Regions from separate parts of the Homo sapiens genome. Here all the other regions are linked to region 3. Evidence: chromatin loops called from intact Hi-C (ENCODE). Cell type or tissue: mammary epithelial cell. All regions are shown on one strand.

Region 1 (5,000 bases), 120 kb after region 3:
TCAACAGCTTTGCCAGGCTGGGTTCTCCCTCTAGGGTCTTGCAAGGCAGAAATCAAGGTATTGGCAAGGTGGCATTCCTCACTGAAGGCCTTGGGGAAGAATCTTCTTCCCAGCTTATTCAGGATGTTGGCAAAATTAATGTCCTTCTCATGTTTTCCACGTGACCTCTGCGTCTTCAAGCCAGCAAGGACACATTTAATCCTTCTCATGCTTCAAATCTCTCTGATTTCCTCATCCTCTCTCAGCCAAGAGAAAGCTCTGCTTTTAAGGGCTTTTGTGATGACATTGAGCCCACCTGGATAAGCCAGAGTTATCTCCCTATTCCATGGTCACCTAATTAGTAATCTTAATTATATCTGCAAAGTCATTCTTGCCATATAAGGTGACATCTTCAAAGGTGAGATGTGGAGGGAAAAGGTCAGAGAGAATAAAATTCTGCCAACCATAAGAAGATACTGGACATTTACACTTCATGTAAAATTTCTGAATTTTTAATTATTGGCTAATAATTCAAAAAAATTTTTTTTACCAGTTTTTTATCTAGAGGGTCTACTTGTTGCATCTAGACATACTTCGCAGTACAACCTCTGCTTCAAAATACATTGACACCAGTTGAATCCTAAATAAAAATGCCAATTTGGGTACTGAAATCACATGTCAGTGCTTGGGCTTAGGGGTTGGTATTATCTCAGGAGCATAACACAGTAAAGATCTCAGCATTTCACTGTCCAGGGCAGCACAGTGGGGGCTGCAGCTGCTGCTCCATAGAGTCATTCAGGGCCCCAGGCTCTTTTTTTTATATATACATATATATGTGTATATGTATATATACAAGTGGAGCATCCGCCCCTCTTGTTATCTTTACTTTAACCTCTGCTCCTAGACCAGGGTCTGGGAATGGTAGGCATTCAATAATCAATTAATTATCTTAGCTGATGAATAATCAGTGATTAATGAATATGCCTCATAAATTCTCTTATATTTATTGTCAAACTCTGCTTTTTTCCTTAAAGTTGCCAACCAGTCTGATTTTTCAAGAGAAGCCAAGTATCAAAGTTTTTAAAAATAAAATCCCACAATGTTAAAATAGAAGTGGCAAAATAAATTTTTATATTTACATGTGTGCAATTTCTTTATATTTGCAATTCCTTGGGATTTCTTGTTTGTGATTTGATGCTTTTTTGTTTTATTCCAAAGCAATGTGGCTATAATATTTAATATAATTCTCATTGCAGGAAACAAGAGTCATTCATTCACAAGATTCACTTAATATCTGTAGGAAGGGAGTTATTAGTGAACATCAAAGAGAATTGTCAGAAGTGAGGAAGGGGTTCTAATCTGAGCTTTTAAGGACAATTCTGAAAAGGATTCTGTGTCATCCAGGGAAGAGACTCTCATAGGCTCTGCCATACCTGAGAAGCTTCCCCAGCTAGTCTCAGAAGGGTTGCCATGTTTCTACCACTCACATCAAAAAAAAAAAAAAAATGAGCAAGGAGATGATGGCCATCAATTTTCTCATGTATTCAGCTTCCATATTAAAAACTCTCACACTTGCCACTCAAAATTATATGCTAATCTGTGAAGAAAAAGTAGACACAGCAGGCCCAAGACTGCTATTGAAACTGCCATTGCAAAATTATAACTGAAACAGTGAAAGAAATCAGACCTGACCAAGTCCATCTTACTTCTAGCCTCCAAGCTGTCCTTGTTCATTCCTAAGCATAGGCTGAACTAACTCTGGGAGGAACTTTGTTTATAGTTTATAGTATAAACCGAAGACAATAACGGCCCTTTCCCAAAACAAACCCCCTTCTTACCTGGGGACTAGACTGCCTTTTTAGGACTCACACATTAGCCAAAAGATGAGAAGTTACGGTTTAGGAGTCATGCAGCTAGAGGCCACAAGATTCTGACCCTACCCGAATTGCTCCTGGGGATAACATCACTATTGTGAAACCTAAGACCAGTGCTTGAGGTATTTTGCAGACCCTATACGTGATGGATCAGCTGGCACCACTCAAGTCAATAAACTGGCTCATCTGATATTGTGGCTCCCACCCAGGAACTGACTCAGCACAAGAGGACAGCTTCAACTCCGTATGATTTCATCTCTGACCAAACCAATTGGCATTCTTGACTCACTGACTTCCTCTCGCCCACGAAGTTATCCTTAAAAACTCTGATCCACGAATGCTCAGGGAGACTGATTTGAGTAATAATAAAGCTCCAGCCTCCCACATAGCCAGGTCTGTGTGAATTACCCTTTCTCTACTGGAATTCCCCTGTTTTGATAAATCAGCTCTGTCTAGGTAGCGGGCAAAGTGGACCCTTTGGGCAGTTACACTATCCTTAGAGATGGCGGCTCGAGATGCTTCTCCATTGGCTGGCATCTGGTAACCTGGATTTTGGGTAGGTACTCACATTCTCAAAACTGATACAAGGGGCTTACCTTGCCTAAACAACATGGTCCTCGTGATAGAGACACTAGACAGGGAAATTCTGGGCAGAAAAGGGCAGGTCTCTGGCAAGGGCCCCACTCTCAAGCCTGGAACTGTGGGCCAAAATGAGAAGATGCATTCCTATTTTTAGTGAAGTAAGTGAAGTGAGTAAGTGAAGTTTGCCTCTGCCGTCACCGAAGTGGCCAACTAGCTCCAGCGCCCACACTCCAGTTCCTGTCCATGAAGGGGACAGGGAAAATGTTCTGCTTCACTTGCTGAATTCCTGCTTTCCTTCCAGGAGTCTGGAATTTTGCTGCGCGCCGGGCAGAGGGTTCCTATGTAACTGGCTTCCATGTGCTTGAATGTTGCCTTTTCCAAAACCACCCATGGCCTGCCCCACCCCATATCCTGTGCCATAAAAACCCCAGGTTCCACCTGCAGAGAGTGGAGGAGAAGAGGATAAGCAGCTGGACGTTGGAGACTACAATTTGATGATGGAGAGAAGCAGCTTGACTTCAGAGGGATTGCCTGACGGCATTGCTTCTGAACGGAGTCTGGGGGAGGAACACCTTCCCACTCCATCCCCTTTCCAGCTCTCCTTCCTGAGAGCCACTTTCATCAACAATAAATCCTCCCCATTCACCACCCTTCAGTTCATTCATGCGACCTGATTTTTCCTGGACACTGAATAAGAGCTTGGCTGCCACGGATGTGAATGCTAAAGGCTGTCACAGTGACTCTCTGGCCTTGCTGGTGGAGAGCAACCACTTCATGTGAAAAGGCAGAGGGCCCACTGAACTGTTTAACACTTAAGCCATCCATGGACAGCAAGGCCAAAAGAGAGCACTGTAACACACGCCCTCCAGGGCTTCGAGGGTGGTGGGTATCCCCCTAGATACTGCCGCAGGCCCTGCATGGAGTTTTGTTCCTGCTGGTGCCCAAAGGCACTCACCCCACCTCCTGCGCCCACTCACCTGCATGCTGCCTCTCATAAGGGGTTGAAGCAATGGGTTTGAGTAAGTGAAGTTTGTCCCTGCTGTCACCGAAGTGACCAGCTAGCTCCAGCACCCACACTCCAGTTCCCGTCCATGAAGGAGTCAGGAAAAATGTCTGCTTCACTTGCTGAATTGCTGCTTTCCTTCTAGGAGTCTGGAATTTTGCTGCATGCCGGGCAGAGGGGTCCTATGTAACTGGCTTCCAATACAAGCCCTGGGCATTGAATTTCCAATGGAACTAGCGTAGATAATATTTCAAGTGTGTAGTCATGATTTGAGGCTGGGGGAACGAAGAGTGTCTTGAGTGTCTTGTAGTCACAATTTGAGGCTGGAGGAATTAAAAGTGTTTACTACAAAGAGAGAAGACTCTTCAAAATTTTAGCCTGGTTTTCTCTGGACTTCACCACATGGGCCGTTTCCTCTTGCTGATTTTGCTTGTATCCATAATAAATCATAGCTGGAGGTAAAACTTATATGCTGAGTCCTGTGATGCCTCCTAGAAAATCACCAAACCTAAGAGTAGACCTCCAATGCAATATCCTTATTGCGGGAAGCCTGGGAGATGTAGGTTATTTGTTTGTTTTTCTATTCCGTATTGCAGAGTTGGGTTTAAATATGGAGTACTATCAATACATATAGTGAATGTGTGGCTCACATTGATATAGGTCATAAAATCTGATTCCCTTTTGTTCCGGGTATTCATTTAGACTGCATTTTCCATCCTCCAATGTAGTACGGTGGGCCTTGTGACTGGGGTCTGATGAATGAAGTTGGGGTGAGGAGTCATGCCTATTACTCCCAGGTTTGGACCATAATATCCTCCCATGTGATCAATCTGTGCTCCAGCTGTGCTCTTACCCATGCACTGGCCAGATGTGTAAGTTCTAGCTGAGGTCTGCCAGGATACAGGATGGTGGAGCCATGTGATGGAAGGAGCTTGGGCCTCTGAGTGACTATGCAGAGCAGAGTGATGGTTGCATCTCCCTTTCTAACCCACAGCAAATTAGATGCTATCTTAACCTTTTGGATTAAGCCCCTGGGATCTGAGGATTTGTCTATTCCTGTATTTCACGTTTTCCTAACTAATTCAGAAAAGTCCTGGGTAATAGATAGATACTCCCTAAGTGAACAATACAAACTCCATTTCATTAAAACTTCATTCCCTGAAGAAACAGGAAAACTCCATAAGCCTTAAAAAAACAATTTCCATCACTTCTAAATTCAGTCTATTATACTTCAAAACAATGTACAGTGTGCGGTCTTTATAATGACACTGTGACATTTGTGGTGATGTTAATATTTCTGAATTGGGATTCACTAAAAAACAAACAAACAAAAAAATAGGTTCCAGAATGTAATTGGTTAAATAGTAAACAATGTTTCTAACCAAATTTTCTTCAAAAGCATTGTAAAAATCTATAAAGTACACCAAACTTCATTTATTACTTGCTTTATTACATATTGAAATGTTTGCATATTTAAAACCTTACATGTCAGATTAAATAGTTTATTCTTTGTGGATCATTTGTTTTATTGTGTGTTAAGGTAAGAAAAGGCAAAAAAATCT
Region 2 (5,000 bases), 160 kb after region 3:
AATGTCTCTTTATTTCAACCACCCAAGGAGGGTTGTGTCCAGCTTGGATTGTGGCTGGAATTTCCAACTCTTTCCATTTACAATTCGACCCACAAGAGTCTCTGTAGTATCAAAACCCTTCCAGGATGTGGGATGTATAATATCACAATATCTGGAAGCCAGTATGTGTATAAATATATGAATGACTGTATTTATACTACATATATACTGTGTGTGTGTATATATATGTATATATAAATAAAACATGCATATATAGTATAAATACTATATTATATATACAGTATGGTATAATAGTATATATACACATGCTGTATGTATATATATATACTATCAGTGTGTGCATATATATACTATACCATATATCTACATAGTGCTACATATACATTATTATACTAAATATATATATATTTAGTAAACCAAACAGGATTTCTGCTCTAACAGCAATAAAGACAATTTTTCCCCCCAGATGGCACAGGCTTCTGTTTAGTGCTAGTTAACATTTGAATTAATAATTAGCAAAACATGAATAATCATTTCATTCATGAGGACAGAGTCTTGTCCCATGATCACAATGTCAGGCTGTGTATCGCCACCTCATTAACTCCAGGGCGACCAGCCCGCACCTCAGAAAGCAAGATGCATCCGTCAAGAGTCGCACCTCCATGGAAGGCGTGTTGCTAATGTGAAATGTGCAGATCGTGGGGCTCCATTAATCACTAGGTCAGAGTCATGGCACAGCAGGTTCAATGCCCCACAGCTATTCCTCAGTCACAGTCTAAGGAGCTCTGCACGTGAGGGAGCGCAACGGCAATGACAGAGCATTGTTGCCTGCTTCCCTCAACACTGCCTACCGCAGTGCTTCATCTCTGCACGTGGCCCTCAATCCTGCTCTGGGCTGAGGCCTCTTTGTGAAAAATGAACAGCAAAGGTTTCTCACCTCCTGGAGAAGAGGAGAGTGAGATATTCTTAAGGCCTATGTGAGGATGCAGAGTGTGGGCTCCTTCCCTGCATCACGCTGTCCTCGACGACCAATAAAAAAGGTGCTATGGCTCTCAGGGCAAAGAGGTGCAAAGTTCTAATGAAAGATTTGAGAAGAAAAAAATGTCTCCAAGCCGTGGTTCTTAATCTGGTGCAATGTTGTCCCCCCAGGGGGCATTTGACAATTTCAGAGGTATTTTTCTTTGTCCCAGCTGGTGGCAGGACATCTAGTGGGTTGAAGCCAGCATGATGAAACATGCTACATTGCACAGAGCAGCCCCACAGCAAAGAATCATCCACTCCATATGTCAATAGTGCTGAGCTGAAAAACCGTCTCTGAAGAAGAATAGAGAAACCAGGGAAGAGCCACTTAATTGGGAGCATCACACCTGTCCAGTCCCCACCATGGACTCTCCTGGGACTCCAGCAAGTGCTGTGAATCTCTCCCCTAGAATCCACCACCATCATCCCATTCATTGACTTGGTGGGCCTACTCATATTCCTAAACAGGACATTTGTACTTTTACTCTCCTGCTCAATGTCACAATGACCCTCACCCCTGCTGTCTGAAGGGCTCAAGCATGGAGTAAAACATCTCCTGTTGCCTCAAAGCTCCCAGCTTTGTTTCTTGTTGCTTCCCTGCAATAGTCATTGGTTTGTGGCTTGTACTGTTATCTGACCATGCTCACTCAAGACTCAGTGCCATGCTCATGCTCTTCTTCTGCCAAGATTAGAGCCTTTCCTGTCCTATGACTGTCTGTCATAGTCCTGCTTAGTCCTTGACTTCTGCATGAGGCCTTTTCTGACTACTTCAACCCATGATCAATCCACTTCTCTCTCTCCTCATTCCTATTAAGTCATGCATGCCACAACCAAGCTGAAGTCCAGGATTTGTAAGTCTAATGCCTCCTGGGTGAGCTGTACGCCCACAGCAATGGGGATGAGAACATAGGAAGTTGAAGAGGTGAGGCCACATTGAGGAATGAGGGCCTGTGATATCTACTGTTTTATGATGACTAGTGGTGACACACAGTGGGCCACTGGCCAGGGTACTTGGCGCCAATGCCTTCTGCAGACTGGCTTCAAGGGGAAATCCTGTCACAAGGAGTAAGTCATGGGGGAAAATAAGGTGGCTTTTTTCTATTGGCTATTCCCCATTGGTTGAGTTTACACATAAGGTGTCACCCCTGCACAGTTTCTGGTTGCAACAACCCACTTCTTTTTATGCTTCTGAGGATGCCTGATTATACTCCAGACTCTCCAGGTGGTGTGGAGTTGTATCCAAGTTCAGTAATGTCAGCAAGCCCCTGGCGATGTGGCTGGTTGGTCTGCATGTGCAGTGACAGCTCAGGGCAATGACCATATTGGCTTTTAGGAGCCACTGTCCAGAAAGCACATGATTGCCCCAGTGATCTGAAGGCATCCACAAATTTGTACCAGATGCTGTAGATATGTGGGGGAAACATGTTCCCCTCTACGTGGGGTTAATCTTAATAAGGAGGTGCTCCGGCTCACCACACTCATAAAATGTACTTAACCTGTGCAAAACCCTAGGAGTTGGCAATATGACTTTCCCCATTTTATTGGCGAGATTACAGGGACTCAGACATAGGGTTTTTACATGGTGAGTCAGGTAACCTCTGCTCAAACAAGGATTTAGACTAAGGTGTTTCTGGCTCCTGAGCCCTCCCTCCTAACTGTCTCTCATGCATGCATCTTTGTGCTGTTCTGCTTTAGTAGTTTAGGATGGATTCATCAGAATGGAATTACTGAGTTTTTGTGCCTGTGTACATAACATTTTTTTTTTTTGAGACAGAGTCACCATGCTGGAGTGCAGTGGCATGATCTCAGCTCAAACTGCAACCTTCGTCTCCCAGGTTCAAGAGATTCTCCTGCCTCAGTCTCCAAGTAGCTGGAATTATAGGCGCACGCCACCACACCCTACTACTAAATATTTTTGTATTTTTAGTAGAGACGGGGTTTCACCATGTTGGCCAGGATGGTCTTGATCACTTGACCTTGTGATCTCCCCACCTCGGCCTCCCATAGTGCTGGAATTACAGGTATGAACCACCACGCCCAGCCACATAACAGTTTTATAGGTACCACTGCACACACTGATATGACAATTTACATCATCTAACAATGTTTTATTTGCTTTCTGTATGTGTGTGTGCACATGTGTGTGTGTGTTTTCTTGTTTGTTTTATATGACAATGAATTTTCTTTGCTCTAGCAGATGTCTCCTCTCTGGGACATAAGGTGAAGGTCCAGGGGACGGGTGAGGCCGTCCTAACCCAGGTGGTGATGCGTGTGCTCCAGTAGGGCAGGGTCCCCGTCTGACACACTCTCCCCTCCTTCCTTTGCATTTATCCAGTTCCTGGCACACAGATAAAATTCAATAAATATTTTCAGAATAAAACAGCTGATTCTAACAGATAATCTTGGGGGTGACTTCTGTGGGCAAAATGCTTTTTTTTTCCTGGAAGTATTTCCAGAAAAATCCTATGCAGCAAGCCAAAACCCCTCCTTTGGAACTGCATAAGTCAGTCCAGTGGGGCACGATTCTTATAAAGGGATGGCTTCATATTGATCATTCTGAACGTTACAGGGAAGTGACTTTAACTAGAAAGTTGCACATGACCGTGAAGCCTAAATGAGGATGTCAAATCTAGGGAAATAATCTAATTGCAATACAGCATCCGAATCTTTTGGAGACATCAAATTATTGCCCAAGTCCTCTCAAAGCTCTTACAAATATAACTTCATACTTTTGGAAAAAGTCAAACAGAATTAAATGTAGACAAATCGTTAGTTATATATTTGAAAACTCTATTCCTACTATGAAATTAGTAACTTGTTAAGAAGACCAGAGTAGCTGTTAAGTAAAGGAGCCGGCTAGCAATCATTTAATAAGATGATTAAACTCTACTTCTTTGTCACACTTGCTTCTGGGCAAATGGAGTAGACGGGTATGAAATAACAAGACTAGAATCTTTTAGTTGAATATTCCAGATATCAATGAAAAAAATTAATTTAAAACCAACTTACAATGTAGATCAAGTGGATTTGCATACCAATCCAAGGAAAAAACCCTAGTTGTAAATGGCATGCTTAACCATAGGTAAAGAAATGCACAATTAGAAAAGTAATTCAGGGTGAAAAAAATCCGATTTCTGTATCAATGCGCAGATATGGATAAATGACAAAGTTTCCTTCAAAACAGAGCCTTATTTTCGCTCATTGTTCTGTGCAGTTTTCAGAGAAGGAGAGGCAGATTCCCTGATATTCTTCTGGAACCACTCACCTAGCAGAGAAAATTGTTTGCCGGAGTAATGTTCATCAGCTGCTACTCTTCGAAGAGCCAGTGTTGATGCTGCAGCTGCCACAGAAAACCAGGCAGATGTGGTCTCAGCCCTCAGGGCTTCATACTCTGCATAAGATGCAGAAGTAAATAGGAAGTCATTAAAATGAGCAAAAAACAATACGATGGCAAGAGCAAAGTGTGTAGCAAGACAGGGAAGCACCATTAGCTCTGAATCATGTACTCTGCCCCACTATTGACGGGCATCAGAACCTCAGGCAGGTGTCTTCACTTCTCCATGACTCAGTTTCTCCACCATAAAATGAGAGGCACCATATTTTCTACCTCATAGGAGGGGTGTGAAATTTAAGTGAATCAATTATTTGAAATGTGCTTAAAATAGCAGCAAAGATAATCTATTGTATTAGTCAGGGAATCTAAACCTTAGTATTCACAACGTCAAGATGACAATGGCTCGATACGATAAAACTTGTTTTGGTTTGTTTGTGTCTCATTCACCCATTAGTCCACTGTTACTATTCCTAGTCTGAGGGTTTTGGGAGGTGCTGCTTTCTTCCTGGTTCTGGGGAGGTAAGAAAGCTCCTTCCACCCACCAGCCATAGATAAGAGAAGAGGGCAAGGAGGCAGTAAAGCATGGGGTGGGGGGTGGCCCCATGGAAAGTTTTAGGACCCAAGCCTAGAAATAGCAGGCATCACT
Region 3 (5,000 bases):
GAAACAAGAACATACTGGAAGGAAAAGTTCTGAGAGTAGGAAACTGAGATTGCAGGCCTGCTATCCTAAAAGAACTGTTTATAGCAGGAATTTCCAGGAAGTTTGGAGAAATGTCTGAATTTCTGGGACTCAATTGCAGCACTTGCTTAACAATAAACATTGCCTTCTTTTCTGTGTCTTTTCCCATGCTGAGGTATCTCTGGGGATTGGGGTATGTTACTGAGACTTTGGCATTGCTGAGTTTTTTCTATGCTGTTTCCAGGATCCTTTTATGCTCATGTTGCATTTGTGTGTGTGATAGTGTAGTAGATGGGCAGCCAGGGCTAAGTCAACACATTTATTTCAGTTTCTTCATTTCAGAGACAGTCTTTTATTTGAACAATGAAAAGTAAATAGAAACCAGGCAACTTTTTTGGAGCCACATTAATATATTTTTTCTCATGAGGTTTCATTGTGAGTCTAATAACTGTGTAGAGATTCACGACTCCAGCAATTAGCTTCTGGATATTTCTTTCAATCTGATAGTGTAGTTTGCCTGGCAGTCAGATCGATAGCTTGGGGGTTGAATGCAGCCTTCAATTACTTCTACCTGAAGACCTGATCTTCAATTCTACAGTGCTGATTAGTGTATGTATTTCATTAGAACATTAGTGCTTAAAATTCACATTCATCACGGCAGTGCCTGGCTGTCCACAGGTTAAGAAGGGGAACGGAAGGCAAAGCTTAGAAAGAAACCCTTATCTTGACTTGACTTGAGTCCACATCTCTCAACTGTCTTCCATGTTTTTTTTTTTTTTTGTTTTGTTTTTGAAATGGCGTCTCGCTCTGTCACCCAGGCTGGAGTGCAGTGGCGTGATCTTAGCTCACTGCAAGCTCTGCCTTCTGGGTTCACGCCATTCTCCTGCCTCAGCCTCCCAAGTAACTGGGACTACAGGCACCTGCCCCCAAGCCCAGCTAGTTTTTGTATGTTTAGCAGAGACAGGGTTTCACCATGTTAGCCAGAATGGTCTGGATCTCCTGACCCCATGATCCACCTGCCTCGGCATCCCAAAGTGCTGGAATTACAGGTGTGAGCCACTACCCCTGGCCCTTCCATGGTTTTCAATACATCCATCTGATCACTGATATTTAAGTCCCACAATACATTCTCCGTGGAGTTGCTGGAGGGATCACTTAGAAAAATAAATCAAGCATCATCTCTCCTCCGCTTGAAACCCTCCAGAGCCTTCTCCTTTTGATTAGAACAAAATTCAAACACCAGCCTCGGGGCATGAGCTGACTTGTTCTTTCATCTTGTATCACCATCTTCCCCTTTGCTCCTTACCTCTCAGTACACTGGCATCTTCATGTGTGCCAACCACAATGAGTCATTTTAGACTGGGATTAGAACAAAACTTCAATGACAGCCCAGCTCCCCTCTCAGCACTTAAGTCTTCTGGGCACAGGTGTAACATTTTACTTTCTTTTTTCTCTTTTCTGGCATGTTTCCTACTCTTGTACCTTACACAAGTTTTCTAAATTCAGAATACAAGTGGAATACGGCGTGTAGTAAAATTGCCCTTGAAAACCTCTTAGAATAACTCTAAAGTATATGGTGCAAAGGGTTTTGTTGCATACATAAGATGTTCCCTGTAATAACTATGCCTCATGAGGGATGAAAGTTACCAAGATACAACAAAGAAAACAGAAAAGCTACAAGCAGACATTTGTAAAATCAAACCATTCTTCCTTTCACATCACTATCAAATCTTTAGCTGTCAATGAGTGATGGTAAAAATCCCCAGGAGTCTCAGCCTGCTTTCAGGATTTACTTATTTTCCTTTAACACTTTTAGAGCCTAAGTACATGTTCATAGATTTCCTTGTTGTTAGTATTAAATGAGATCCCAGGGTAACACCTCACCCACGGATTAAGTATTCATTCCAGCTAATAAATGCACTTGTGATGTTGCAATACGCTCTATAGAAGATGCTCAACACAGGTGGAGCAGGAAGTTTTGGCCAAACATCAGGATTTTCAAAATAAAGTAACAGACCAAAATGCAGATTTTCAAAGGAATGTCTGAAAATTTGTTCAATAATGCCTAATGCTCTTCAACCTTTTTAAAAACATAAAAAATGTCAGGAGGAGGGAGCAGATGGGGAAATCATGGGTTTCAAAAGAGAGGAGATATTACCACCAGGTGGCAGGAGCGCACCCGTGGTTATCCACTGAACTCTAGCATAGCTACAGACAGAGGAGGTCCCTCACAGCACCAGCTGGTCCAGAGGCTGTGGTGTGTGGCCCATCACCCAGATAAAAAGGAGGAGAAGGGAACTCCTGGGTTAGGTGAGACTCACCTGTCCAGGTGATGTTGTCCTGCAGCCCAGTAGGGAGTCTCTGGGTCAGAGACCTCCAAAGGGCAAGAGCCATCTGGTGGGCTTTAGAGCTCCTAAGTTTGTCGTTATCTATGACTAGCAGATGTTGGATGCAGTTTGCAACGTATACAAAGCAGGACAGTTCTAAATGGTTAAATACCAGCTATGTTGGAAACAGTTGGATGCGTAAAAATTTGAATCTGGCTCTGGTATGCTTTTAAATGCTAATGTGTCCCAGGCTGCTGTGAAGATGGACACAACCTAGGGGCCAATATCCAGATGCCATTGTAAAAAAATGGAGGAGATTGTAAAGAAAAAAACAAACAACTCCTCGATGAGCTCTGTAGTTCCTAAAGTGGGGAGAAAGGGGAGATGCTACTTGCTTTATTTACTGCTTGATGGACCCTTGAAGAGCTCGAAACAGGAAGACACCATGGATTGTGATATGATCCCTGCCCCAGAGATATGCAGGTCTTAAGGAGGCCTCGTTACCTGTCTGGTGGCAGAGCTGTCTGGGGGCTGCTCTGTGAGGAGAGACCTGGGTGCTCAGAGTGCCCCAAAACTAAGAAGGCCATGTGTACCTGTACTCCAGGTGTGCCCAGTTCTAAGGAAGCTAGGTCTCTTATTGCCCAAATAGGGAGACTTTTGAAAGTGAACAGGAGAATATTAATAATTATGCCAAGACACCAGAAATTGCCTGAGACAGTTTTGGGAAAACTGGAATGGATGTCACCCTACACATGCAGCATGGAAAACCAAGCTGGAGCCTTTGTGAGCGAGCATCTATGTGGGGTGGTTGGCAGGATGAATAGAAGCAGGCAAGGAATTGGGGGCAGTAAAAGCAAATTATTCCTGAACCAGAGGAATTATCACTGGGGTCCAGCAGGGAACCATTGAGAAATATGTGAAAGTACCCATAAGAGAAAGCAGCAGCCTCTACTAAGGCCAGAGAGTAAAGCCAGCTTGGGAAGTTAGTGATGCCTCTAGGATCTTTACTGTCCCCTCCCTCTTTTCTCTCTTATTCAACCCCTGGAAGGTGTGAAACTGACGGACAGGCTGATGGAAGGGTGGGTGTGGGAAGAGAAGAAAGAGAGAATGGTTATCTTAATAAATGCTGAAAAACACACATCATTGACCAAAAAAATGTTGAGAAAATAAAAATGGTGGGTATAGACTTTAATTTTTTTTTTTTTTTGAGACAGAGTCTCGCTCTGTCATGCAGGCTGGAGTGCAGTGGTGTGATCTTGGCTCACTGCAATCTCTGCCTCCCGGGTTCAAGCGATTCTCCTGCCTCAGCCTCCCAAGTAGCTGGGACTACAGGTGCGCACCACCACACCTGACTAATTTTTTTATTTTTAGTAGAGACAGGGTTTCACCATGTTGGCCTGGCTGGTCTTGAACTCCTGACCTCGTGATCCACCTGCCTTGGCCTACCGAAGTGCTGTGATTACAAACATGAGCCACCGCGCCCAGCCATAGACTTTAATATTAAAAGCCAATAGTTTACATAATGAGGGGACCCTAGAAGGACCTCCACCAAGATCATTAACAAAGCAAGAATATGAACAAATTTCACTATTATTTCACAATGTTCTTGAGGAACTAGTTAGGGCAATTAGACAAAAGGAAACAATTTGGACATAAAGACTGAGATGAAGATATAAAACTCCATAAGCAGAGAACCTGATCATACATCTAGAGGATCAATGATAAAACTAACAAAAACACTACAGGATTTCAGCAAGACAGCAATGTACAACATTAACATACAAAAATCAATAGCATTTGTAGACACAAATATTCACCAGTTAGAAGATAAAATGAATCCATGGATCTCATTTATTACGGCAACAAGAAACAAACAATACATTTAAGGATAAATACACCAGAAATGTTTGAAGCCAACAAGCAGAAAAGTATAAAACTCTCCTGAAGATAAGAGGAGGTTTGAATAGCTATGTTCTTCCTTGTTCTAGATAGGGCATCTTTACATCACTGATATTTCAATTCTCTCTGACTTAATGTATAACTTTAATGCCACCTCAATAAAAATTGTAATGAACATTTTCTTGGAGCTATACAAGCTGATATTAAAATTTATATAGCAAAAGAAATAAACCAGAATAACCAGGAAAGTCCGAAATGCAAGTCTGGAAGGGAACTAGTCATGCCAGGTACTAAATCAAAGGGGGCAGTGAGGATCTGGTGCAGAAACAACCTGATCAATGGGACAGGACAGGGAGTCTCAAAATAGCCATAACTGCATATAAACATCTAGTATATGGTTACCACAGTATTCAATTCAAGGGGGCAAAATAGAGACTTTTTAATAAATGGTGTTGGAATAAATTATAGTTATTTGTTCAAAGAGTTATAATTTTATGCATTCCTTACACCATGCACTAGATGATCCTCCAAATGGATTAGACTGAAATGGAAAGAAAAAAAGGGTGAATTCCTATATCATCTGGGTCTAGGTAAAATTTTTTCAACTATGACCAAGTTCCACATGTAACTGAAAAATTAAAAACTTGACTCTCTCTCTATATATATATATTTTACTTTCATGGCAAAAATAATCCATTATGAGGAACATAAAAAGACAAATAATAAACAGGAAAAAATATTGATGATATATATTAC

Evidence for each region. Peaks named below come from ENCODE experiments on the same cell type or tissue, not always from the same donor. Only the 100,000 strongest peaks of a DNase experiment are listed, where the experiment ranks them.
Region 1: a loop joins it to region 3, with 4 times the contacts of the local background. A loop is called at or near these places in 2 of 110 quality-filtered maps.
Region 2: it touches region 3 in a loop (6-fold over the local background); 7 of 110 quality-filtered maps call a loop at or near these places.

What each region holds. Positions count from the first base shown.
Region 1 is chr12:127,228,950-127,233,949 of GRCh38, forward strand. No RefSeq gene overlaps it. Among named protein-coding and RNA genes, the nearest start is that of LINC02376, 53 kb to the right of the region's middle. In mammary epithelial cell, no CTCF peak of the experiment used is centred here; a DNase peak (open chromatin) is centred at 2,082; H3K27ac peaks cover 3,039 bases.
Region 2 is chr12:127,271,164-127,276,163 of GRCh38, forward strand. It overlaps LINC02376 (long intergenic non-protein coding RNA 2376), which reads right to left. Exons shown (of 4, transcript NR_146537.1): 3 at 4,286-4,411; 4 at 3,108-3,358. Among named protein-coding and RNA genes, the nearest start is that of LINC02376, 11 kb to the right of the region's middle. In mammary epithelial cell, no CTCF peak of the experiment used is centred here; DNase peaks (open chromatin) are centred at 1,898 and 2,618; H3K27ac peaks cover 2,773 bases.
Region 3 is chr12:127,106,610-127,111,609 of GRCh38, forward strand. All of the region lies in intron 1 of LOC107984449, which reads left to right. Among named protein-coding and RNA genes, the nearest start is that of LINC02405, 49 kb to the left of the region's middle. In mammary epithelial cell, a CTCF peak has its summit at 2,180 (motif pointing right); DNase peaks (open chromatin) are centred at 1,332 and 2,192; H3K27ac peaks cover 1,088 bases.